Regions from separate parts of the Mus musculus genome. Here region 2 is linked to region 1. Evidence: chromatin contacts called from ENCODE Hi-C or POLR2A ChIA-PET data. All regions are on one chromosome and are shown on one strand. Each heading gives the region's core, a stretch centred on a gene start or an enhancer-like site at or near the end of the contact. The rest is flanking DNA. Distances are from core to core; before and after follow the strand shown.

Region 1 (5,613 bases), core at 1,712-4,211:
AAAAAAATTTCCTACAGCAAGACATTATGGAAGAACTTTCTCCATTGAGGTTCCCTTCTGTGGTGGTTTAAATATGCTTGGCCCATGGGAAGTGGCACCGGTAGGAGGTGTGGCCTTGTTGGAGGAAGTGTGTCACTGTGTAGGTGGGTTTTGGGGTCTCCTAGTGCTGAAACTCCACCTAGTGTGGAAGATAGACTTCCCATTCACAGCTGACCATTGTTGGGTTAGGTGGACTACAGACTGTAAGTCATTCCAATAATTTCCCTATTGGAATGTTTCCATAGTTCCAATAATTTCCCTATATGTTCCCATGTCGGCCTCCAGCAGAGGGGAAGGCCCAGATTAAAGGTGTGCACCACCATGCCTGGACCTAACCTGTTCTTTACTTGGAACTTGCTTGGTCCCAGTTTGGCCTTGAACTCAGAGATTCGATTGCCTCTGTCTCCTGGGATTAAAGGGGTGTATCACTTCCCATTCCTACTGGATGCCTTCAGATCAAGATGTAGAACTCTCAACCCTTTCTGCACCATGCCTGCCTGGATGTTGCCATGCTTCCTGCCTTAACGATAATGGACTGAGCCCCTGAAACTGTAAACCAGCCCCAATTAAATGTTTACCTTTATACAAGTTGGCTTGGTCATGGTATCTGTACTGGTCAGGGTTGTTGAGAGTCACAGAAGTTCTGTAATGTCTCTATGTAGTAAGGGAAATTATTGGAATGACTTACAGTCTGTAGTCCACCTAACCCAACAATGGTCAGCTGTGAATGGGAAGTCTAAGAATCTAGCGGTTGCTCAGTCCCACGAGGCTAGTTGTTGCAGCTGGTCTTCTGCGTAAGCTGGAATGCTGAAGGAGTAGGTTCCGACAGATGTGCTGGCAAGAAAGTGCAAGCAGGCAGGGAAGAAGGTTGTCCATTGTTCCCATGTCGGCCTCCAGCAGAGGGGAAGGCCCAGATTAAAGGTGTGCACCACCGTGCCTGGACCTAACTTGTTCTTTACTTGGAACTTGCTTTGTCCCAGCTTGGCCTTGAACTTAGAGATTCGATTGCCTCTGTCTCCTGGGATTAAAGGGGTGTATCACTTTGCCTGGGCCTAAGCTTTTCATGGCCACTATGCTTCAAAATCCAGATCAAAATCTTCCAGCCTCAAGATCTGGATCACAGCCATGCTCCCATTTTTGGACTGAAGTTCATTCCAGACACAGTCAAATTAGCAACTGAGAATAGCCATCACAGTGTCTCTTCACATCAATAAGACCCTAACTAAGACAACTTCTTTTAGATAACATTAGCTTGTGTCAAATTGACATAGAACTAGCCAGTATATTGTTTTATCATCATCACATCATCATCATCATCAGACAGGGGCTAACAATGTAACCCCTGATGCCTGGAACTCCCTGTGTAGACCAGGCTGACCTAAAACTCAGAAGATTTTCTTGCCTCTGACTCCTGAGTGCTGGGGCTAAGGGTATGTGCCACCATACTTGGTAAAAATAAATATAGCCAAAAGGGACTCTTGTGCCCTCTCTTTGGCTATGAGTCTGTTGAAACAATGGATCCCAAGAGACTGGGAGTCTCTCCATCTCTCCGGGAATCTCTTGCTGGAGTGAGAAAAAGTCCTGAAGGCAGTCAGAGGAGGGAACAGTCTCTGGAAGGAACATCACTTGCTAGAGATAGGCAGAGATGAGACATTCCTCTGTGGGCGACTACACCTTGGTGGCTGGGCTGCTTAGGCATGTCTATCTCTTAGCTTCCATTTAAAATTTCAGAGAAAATTTAGGATCCCACCAATGGACTGAGGTGAGGAACAGTGGATACACTGAATAAACCTCTTTTTCCTCCTTTTTTTCCCTCACTATTTATTTGGCTCTCAGTTGTCTTAGGAAGGCTAGATGGCCAGGCCTGGCTGGCTGGGCACAGGCTGTTGACCTCCAGCCCCTATAGCCCTTTTGTCCCTATGTTCCTATTATATGGCTGAGGACTAGAGGCTCAGTCTCAGTCTTGAAGACATCTATTTATTTGTTGATATTTCTTTTTATTTTATGTGTCTAGGTGCTCTGCCTGAATGTCTGTGCATAACGTGAGCCCAGAGGTCAGCAGAAAGTAAATGGTCTTCCTGGAACTGCAGTTACAGATGTTTGATTGCCTCTGTGGGTGCACTGGGCTTTGAACCTGGTTCTCCAGAGGAGCAAATAATCTGGGCTCTTAAAGGGTTAAGCCAACTCCCCAACCCCTCTCGAGGGGTTTTATACAGAACCTTTGTCCCTGCATTTGTTTTTAAGGAAACGACTTTCCTCTAGATCAGTGCAACAGAGATAACGTTCATTACAATAGGAATTATTTTAAGAAATGGTTGAATTAAACTCTTAATACAACAGGTATCAGTGGAGAGCTCTAGAGTAACTTAATTATAAATGATAGCAGCATTAGCGAAAATACTTGGTAATAATGTTTGGGAGGACCAGGCTCAGCAAAGCAGAAGGCAAGAAAGTGGCCTGACAAAAGTCTTTGGTTAAGAAGTTGAGAGAGAAACTAGGTTGGTTTGGATCTACATACCTACTTTGACCTCACTTCCCAGGTAAAGGATAACAGCTAACCCTCAAAGGATGCAGTCTGGCTGTGTAACCACCAGAGGAGAGCCATCGCCTTGGCACACTACAGGCACACTACACCTTGCACGCCTTCCTCAAATCAGTTCAGCATAAAACAATCAAAGCAGTCCTTATCTGTCCCTGGTGCAGGCGGCGGTCTAGCTCTGGCAAGACTCCAGGGCGTTAACCCAGGGCGGGGCCGCGCGCACCTGCCAGGCGCCAATCACAGGTTGGCGCGCAGGAGCGCAAGCGCCACTGGCCTGGGCGGGGCTTCTCCGGTTTCAGGCTCCACCTTTATTGGCAACCCTGTGGTGACGTTCAGCCGCCTCGACCAATAGCTACGGGGCCGGTCCGCCGTGCAGACGGAAGTAGTGCAGGCAAAGTGGTCCCAGAGTCAGGCGCAGCGAGGTGCTGCTGCAGAGCCGGGTCGTGGCTCACGCGTCTTGTGCCAAAATGCCGCGCTTCGCCTTGACCGTTATCCGCCAGTGAGTATCGCAGTTGCCGGGAGCTTCCTGGCCTGGGTCTCTTCTGGTCCCTACGTGCTCCAATCCGGGGAGGGTGGGCTTTCCATGTGCTTTTTCTTTGCATCCTCTCGTGTCCAATCTTTTATCCGCGACACCCTGCGTGAGGAAGCCGGGTCTTAAATGTCAAGAGCCTTGCGTTTTCCACGAGGAAAGAAGTGTGGAGAAGCACACGATCACGGTTCCCAGCCATTGCGAGAAGACATGACCCGGCCTCTCGACTTTTCAGTGTGACCTTTTCTGCCCCCTAGTAAATTCCAGAGTTTTTAGAATTGCTGAGCCACACCTCATCTATCCTATGCTGGTTGCCTTATTTTCTCACCCTCCCCTCCCCCTTTCTCCTTGCATCGGGGGTACTTTTGCAATTTACCTCCCTTCAGAGGCTACAGTTCTGAGGGAAAAAATTAGAGAGTTCGAGATCTCCGTCTCAGTCGACTGCATCACCCTGAACAAACATTTTTATCATGACAGATTTCATGGAGCAGAATCTGGCTTTAGGTCACCTATCGTTTTCCTTCCCAGTACATGTTTGCCTGGTGATGATGGTAGGCAGATTCAGGGTGGGTAAGAGGAGGGAAGTTTCAAGGCGTTGCTTGGTTGGGATTCAGGCTCCTCGTTGGGATTCAGTAGCTGCCTCGTAGGACAGACTTAATCTTTCTGACCTGCGTTCCGATAAGCAGATTGGTGGCAGCAGTCTTTCTAATCTCTCTGGATCTAACCAAATGGAGAGGATGGAGCACATGGAGCAGAGAGGAAGAAATATGCCCGAGAATTAAATAACGTGTTCTTCTGTAAGCAAAGCTCAGATAAAAAGCAGCTGAGTCTCACCTGTGTAGTCAGGGCTTATCAGAACAGCTTCTCGGAGCGGGACTGATTACCGTTTCCGGCTTCATAGGGCTCACAGGAACGCTGACAGCGTTTGAACCTTGTGGCGACCTTCTTCAACGCATGCTTTTTCTGTCCAGCTTCCTCTTTATAGGAAGATGGTCTCCAGCATCATGTGAAGTGGACCTTTAGGATTCAGGGATTTTAGTGGCTAAATTAGAACTCTGGTTCCCTGTGTCTTTCTGTGTCCCTGTGCTTTCTAGAATGTTCCGGGAGATGATACCGCTTTATTGGGAGCACTAAAGGAACATGAACCCCCTTGTCCTCTTTTCAATGTAGACCCTGCTGGGAAACGATCCCTACTTAGATTTTTTTTTTTTTTTTTTTTTTGGTTTTTCGAGACAGGGTTTCTCTGTAGTCTTGGCTGTCCTGGAACTCACTTTATAGTCCAGGCTGGCCTTGAACTCAGAAATCCGCCTGTCTCTGCCTCCCAAGTGCTAGGATTAAAGGCGTGCGCCACCACCGCCCGCCCCCTACTTAGATTCTTAACGGGCAATATCTGTGTGAATATGGAGTATCTGTGATTCACTGGAGAGTAAGGGGAGTCAGACTCCAGGGAACTTAAAGTTGTGGGGCAAGTATTTGAACCAGAGCAAATTAACCCACTATTCTCTGCTTCTTGGTTATCTTAAAGCCTAGTGTTCGAAGGTCACTTGGAAATATCACCTGGTCTAATTTTAGTGGGTAGTAAGAATAGGTTTCTTCAACAGTTGTGGCAGCATACTTAAAACCCCAGCAGTCAGTAGGTAGAAGAGTTGAAGGCCAGCCTGGTCTACATTAGCAGCCAGAGGAACATAGTGGAATCCTGTCTCAAAGTTTTATTCTCTTTTAGACACAGGAAGACTAGTATGTTGAAATAGACAGGGCTGTGGCTAGCTGCTGTCCTGGCATGGTCATCCCAGGTTTCCTCTTTCTGTTGGACTTGTGACAGATAGAAGCCTGGTTGGTTCAAGAACAAACATGCTTTCACATTTGACTGGTAGTCACCATAGGTAAATCTAACAACTCATGGGAAAGTTGGCTAATTACATTGGGCTGTACTATAATGCAAGACAAATTTAAAGCAATTTTTTTTTTTGTGTCTAACCAAATCCTTCATGGAATTTTATGTGTATCCTAATTTGTCATGTTTTAAATATTCTAGTAATCAATTAATTTTATGAGTATAGGTGTTTGCATGTATGTCTGTGTAGCATGTGTGTTCCTGGTGCCCACAGAGGCAAGAAGAGGGGGTCAGATCTCCTAGAATTGGAGCTCTGGACATTTGTTAGCCTGCCACGTGGGTGCTGGGAATTGAACCTGGGTCCTATGGAAGAGCAGTCAGTGCTCAAGTTGCTGAGTCATCTCTCCATTGTTTTTGTTTGTCTTATTTTGAAATGGAGGTGGTCATTTTTGGACCAGAACACCTGGATTCCAAGTTTTTGTTTGTTTGTTTGTTTGCTTGTTTGTTTGTTTGTTTGTTTGTTTGAGACGGGGTTTCTCTGTGTAGCCCTGGCTGTCCTGGAACTCACTCTGTAGACCATGCTGGCCTCTGCCTCCCGCTGGGATTAAAGGCATGCGCCACCACTGCCCGGCTGGATTCCAAGCCTCTTGTCTCTTGTTTGTATTGAACTGT
Region 2 (5,029 bases), core at 935-3,434, 40 kb before region 1:
TATCCCTGGTTTGGCGAGGTTGCAATTTTCTCAAATAAGCCTTTCCTTGTTCCTCATTTAGGGGTCTACTTCTAAGTTATCTGAACTCATCCACATGGTAAATCTATCTACCTGAATCTTGAATAATGGGCTGTTTTTCTGATCACATTGCAAGCCTCCGAAGTTAGAGAGCACACACGTACACACCCTTTATGCCCCCATGGTATGCCTACAGAATGTCAGAAAGGATAATCAATAGGAATCCATGGGGTTTGTGGGTTCCCCTATCCGAGGCCCCTAGCATGCGGGGCTGGATGGGGAGAGGGCCTCGGAGAAGTAGGGAGAGGGGTTGGGGGTGGGGAGCGGGGATCGTGTTTGAAGTTTGGTCAGGCCAGCTGCTGTGCTCCTTAATAACAAGAGGGAAGGGGGGGGGGAGAGGGAGGGAAAGATTGAAAGGAGGGGAGGGACGCTAGAGGAGGGGAGGAAAGGGGGAGGAGGAACCTGAGAGGGGGAGGAGATCTAACTGCCCTTCCAGCTTGCGTCACTGCCTGAGCGAGAGAGGAGAGCGAGCTGAGGAGAGCCGGGCAGTTCGGAGGGAAGGACCGGTGCGAGTCAGGCGGCCCTTGAGGCTCCGCTCGCCCACCTTCCACTCTTCTCTCTCTCTCTCCCTCTCTCTCTTTGCCATTTCTTTCCTCTCCCAAATCTCCCATTCAGCCAAAGGAAGGAGGTAAGGGAAGCACTCCCCGACCCCCCCGCACCTCCAAAAAATAATAATAATAAAAAAAATTTACAGTCGGGACCGAGTGGTGGCCGGCTGGCTATGGAGCTGCTGTGCTGCGAGGTGGACCCGGTCCGCAGGGCCGTGCCGGACCGCAACCTGCTGGAAGACCGCGTTCTGCAGAACCTGTTGACCATCGAGGAGCGCTACCTCCCGCAGTGTTCCTATTTCAAGTGCGTGCAGAAGGACATCCAACCGTACATGCGCAGGATGGTGGCCACCTGGATGCTAGAGGTAGGTGTGCGGGCGACGCTCTCAGGGAGAGGCAAGCCCAGCCGCTCCATCCCTACCTCCAACACGCAGAGATCCTAAAAACTGCGGGAGAACTACCCCTGCGCTGGCCTCCCCCGCTCGTGCGCGAGGTAGCCCCGCACCCTTGGGCGAGACGCTAATTCTGTCCCTTGCTAGATTAACTAGTGGAGGAAAACTTGGGTGAGTGAGGATGTCCTCCCCCCCCCGGGGGGTTGGCATCCCGCGCGTGTGCCTGCATGTGGCTTCCTCGTCTTCCCATCTCCATTTCTGACCTGTGGTGTGGAAGCAACCCCGGCTGCCTTCAGTGAGGCCCCAGAGGGTGTTGCGACCTAACAATCCATACCAACATATAAAGAGCCCCCCCCCGCCCCCGACTCTCAGGGTTGGGGCAAACCGTCTGAGCCTTAGGACTCCGCGTTGGCACTTTGGCAGGAGGTGGGGGTGGGGGAGAAACAGGGAATTCAGGAGAGCCCCGGAAGTCATACTGAAAAAAACGTGCGTTTAGGGCAATCTGAAAGAACCGCTGCTTTAGCCTTGCTTGCAATCTTTGCCGAGAGAGCAGGGTGCCCACGTATGCACAGCTCTGGACCTGCCGTGGTTTCGCCATGTTGCTTTGCAAACTCCATTTACAAGGACTGGCAACATTCGCCGGCGCCCCCACCCCCTCTCAGCACCCCATGATCCTGGGCACCCTCTTTCTGATCGTGCCCTCTTCCCCAGCCCTCGGTTCACCAAGGTTACTTACAGTTTGGCTGCTTCTTGAGCGCGCAGATTTGGGTGGGGTAGGAAGCGGGGGAGGAGGTGTGTAGAGCAGGCTAGGGGGCACCCCCAAATGAGAGGTCAGAGTCCCGCATGCCTCCTGGAGGGGGGTTCCCTGGTTTCGTCTCACCCAACCCCCAGCAGGCACAGCCTTCCTAGCTACTGCCCTTGTGGGCCGCAGCCGAACACTCCGCAAGTTTCCCCCACTGAGATCTAGAGCCCCTGGGGTGGAGATACCGACCTTACGGACACCCGAAACCTCTTTTCCAGGGAGCCTGGGACCTCTCTGGGGTTTTCAGGCCCACAGAGCGTTTCTAGGATTTTCCCTCGATTTTTAATAATTTTTTGAAACTGCTCCCCCCTGCTCCGACTCCAACTGCGGCGGCCGGCCGAGGCGCGCTTCCTCCTCCTCCCTCCCCCTCTCTCCTCCACCCACCCACCGAACAGCGGCCCCTGGACCGCCGAGACCACCCTGGACATTTTTTTCAATTGTCGGGAATGGTAGAATAGGATCTGAGGATCCGAACGAGACCAAGAAGTAGACTTTCGGAGCTTCCAGAATATTTTTATTGATTTTTTGAAAAGATGACGAAATCCAAAAAAGAGTGAGTTGGTGTGCTGAGAAGTGAGCCAGAGGGAACGGCAGGCGGCGGCGGCTCTGGGCTTTGCCTTGGGGTTTGTGGAGGTTTTAGTTCATCACCTTTTTCAGCTTTGCGGGAATACCCGAACCCCAGGAGCCCTTCGGATTTACCCCACCGTTCTCATCTCTATTCTTACTATCCTTTCTACTCTCCTCCCCCTCCCCACACACACATAAAAAATTCTTTTTGTTATCTCAGATTATGCTTTTATTTTTCTTTTCCCTCTGTTTCTGATACTAATTTTTCCCTATCCCCCTCGGACCCTACCCCACTCTTGATTGTAGGTCTGTGAGGAACAAAAGTGTGAAGAAGAGGTCTTTCCTCTGGCCATGAATTACCTGGACCGTTTCTTGGCTGGAGTCCCGACTCCTAAGACCCATCTTCAGCTCCTGGGTGCAGTGTGCATGTTCCTAGCTTCCAAGCTGAAAGAGACCATCCCGCTGACTGCGGAAAAGCTGTGCATTTACACCGACAACTCTGTGAAGCCCCAGGAGCTGCTGGTAATGCCGCCCTCCCTGCTCCTGACTCTGCCCTTCCCCATCACACTAAGGCCGCCACACTAACCAAGACTGTAAGAAAAAAAAAAAAGATGTCCTTTAGTAGGAGAGAGCTAGTCTTCCCACATCAGGGAGTGAGCAAAGCTATCAGTGCCTCATGGAAATTCATGAGGGTGAAATTCTGTTGTGTGTGTGGGTGGGGGGGGGGCATAAATAGAATATTCTAGTTAATGATGTTATAATTAAGGTCCAGATTTCCACTGAACCCTGAGAACACGGTCTGATTTCTCACATTCTAGTTTGTGTTGTTTCCCAAGACCCTGGAGGTGTAACAGGTAATGTCTTAAAGACCAATAAAGTCTCATGGACAAACATAGTAGCTGATCACTAAGTACCAACAAAGCACTAAGTATGAACATATTAACTTGGATGCAAAATCAACATCTGCCTTTCTATTGGTGGATCTGAAGCATGAGAGTTCAGCTCCAAAAGGCACAGTGACCTGGATACAGTCCCCAGGGGGTCCTGTCTTGGTTTTCTCCCAACCATCTACCTTTTTTTTTCTCATGCACTTCCCCCTACCCCCATGTTAATGCCACACACTGAAGGTTCTGCAGCTCTCTTTTACAGTGGTTTGCACACCTTGCACTGGTGAAAGAAGACCACCCCCTCTATCGACTCCCTCCCCCTTGCTGCCATTGCCTGGGCCTGCTTAATCTCCTGGGCAAAGACTGGCTTCTTGAACTGAGCCCTTTGTGAGGAGCCGTCCTTTCTGGGTCTGTGCTGCCACCTAGTGGCAGACATGTGCAAGGCTGGGGGAGGAATTGCCTAGAACGCAAAGAGGGGCCTGAATGACTTCACCTTTGAAACACTGCCAGATTTCAGCTGCTTCTGGTTTGGTGTAAGAGGCCCCTAAAGGTGCTTTCTTCTGGAAGATCTGCTTCTTTCAATAATGGTGCCAGAGGACGAGTTTGTGCTCACATTGCCCTGGAAGAAGGAAGGGTTTGGGATTCAAGCCATTTCTGATTTTTACGTAGTTAAGGAATTTTTTTTTTTTTATCCTAACTTCCTGCAAAAAACCCAGGCAGACTTGAAAGCTTGTGGGGAGGAAAAAAAAATAAGATTAGAATTGGAGGCCAGCTTGTCTATTCAAAAAGAAAAAAACAAAACAAAACAAAACATGAAAAAGAATCTTCTATGTGTCTGGTGTGCTGGAGGACTGGAGGTATTTTTCAAGACACCCTAATTTTTCCAGGACCGGCAAAGCTAACTCAATTCTCCAAATAAAGTGTGCCAGCTTCCCATCTCCTCCCATCCATAAGTTATGCACCCTAGAAGAACCTTCCTATTTTACACGTGAGGGGAGCTTGCTCCAGGAAACACCATAGCTGGTCCAGCTGACAGGGGCTTTATAGCCGGTCCCCAAGTTTAGCAGATGGAGCCAGGTGAACTGAAGAGTCAGTCACTGCCCGGCAGTAGTAGCATCCTGCGCTTTTGAATCCTACTGATTGACCAGGATCATTTCCTTTTGTTTGCACCCCCCCCCCCAACGAAACCAAAACAAACAAAAATTGGGACCTTTGCATAATTTCAAGCTAGCCTCAAACTTCTAGCCTTAAAGAGGTAGAATCCCAGACATGCACTTCCAGGTGTGCATCTCTTTGGGGTATTATTATATTTAGTCCAGTTCATTTGAACATTATTCCCCATGTTTATTTTACAAAAGGAGAGGCACAAAGTAGCCTACTAGTGGGGTGCAGTGGAGCCCCCTAAAAGAGACCGTTACAGCCCAGTACATGGGCTGACCCTGTTTAAGCACCTCCACATTGCCCCAAATCATAGTGTGCAAAATGGAGTCACAAGTGACCACCTCAGGCCCTTTAGCCATGAAGACAAAGGCCAGTGAAGATTTAGGTGAAAGGGTGAGTGTCATATCCCAAGACTTCTTCATGGTGTGTCAAAGGGGAAGGTGTTGGCAGCAGAGAGGGAAAATGATACTCTTCCCCCACAAGGAAAGGCCAGCGAACTGGCTGCCAAGGAGTTGGGCCAAGGAGGCTTCTGCTATTCTGCATCTGTAAGCATCATTTTTTTCCATGAGGAGTAAAGAGACTTAGCCAACAAAT

The links. A loop is a pair of places that touch in the nucleus more often than their neighbours do. ChIA-PET counts read pairs that join two places held with the same protein, here RNA polymerase II (POLR2A).
Region 2: POLR2A ChIA-PET joins it to region 1 with 24 read pairs in Patski. The contact joins the promoter of 9330179D12Rik here to the promoter of Tigar in region 1. A Hi-C loop is called at or near these places in 1 of 37 maps with a recorded cell type or tissue (heart). POLR2A ChIA-PET finds 5 or more read pairs at or near these places in 2 of 5 experiments (Patski and embryonic stem cell).

The regions. Positions count from the first base shown.
Region 1 is chr6:127,106,900-127,112,512 of GRCm38, reverse strand. Tigar (Trp53 induced glycolysis regulatory phosphatase) reads left to right here and starts at 2,961. Exons shown (of 6, transcript NM_177003.5): 1 at 2,961-3,077. The coding sequence starts at 3,046.
Region 2 is chr6:127,146,544-127,151,572 of GRCm38, reverse strand. It overlaps 9330179D12Rik (RIKEN cDNA 9330179D12 gene), which reads right to left and starts at 2,184. Exons shown (of 3, transcript NR_040274.1): 1 at 2,010-2,184. It overlaps Ccnd2 (cyclin D2), which reads left to right and starts at 525. Exons shown (of 5, transcript NM_009829.3): 1 at 525-991; 2 at 2,694-2,909. The coding sequence starts at 800.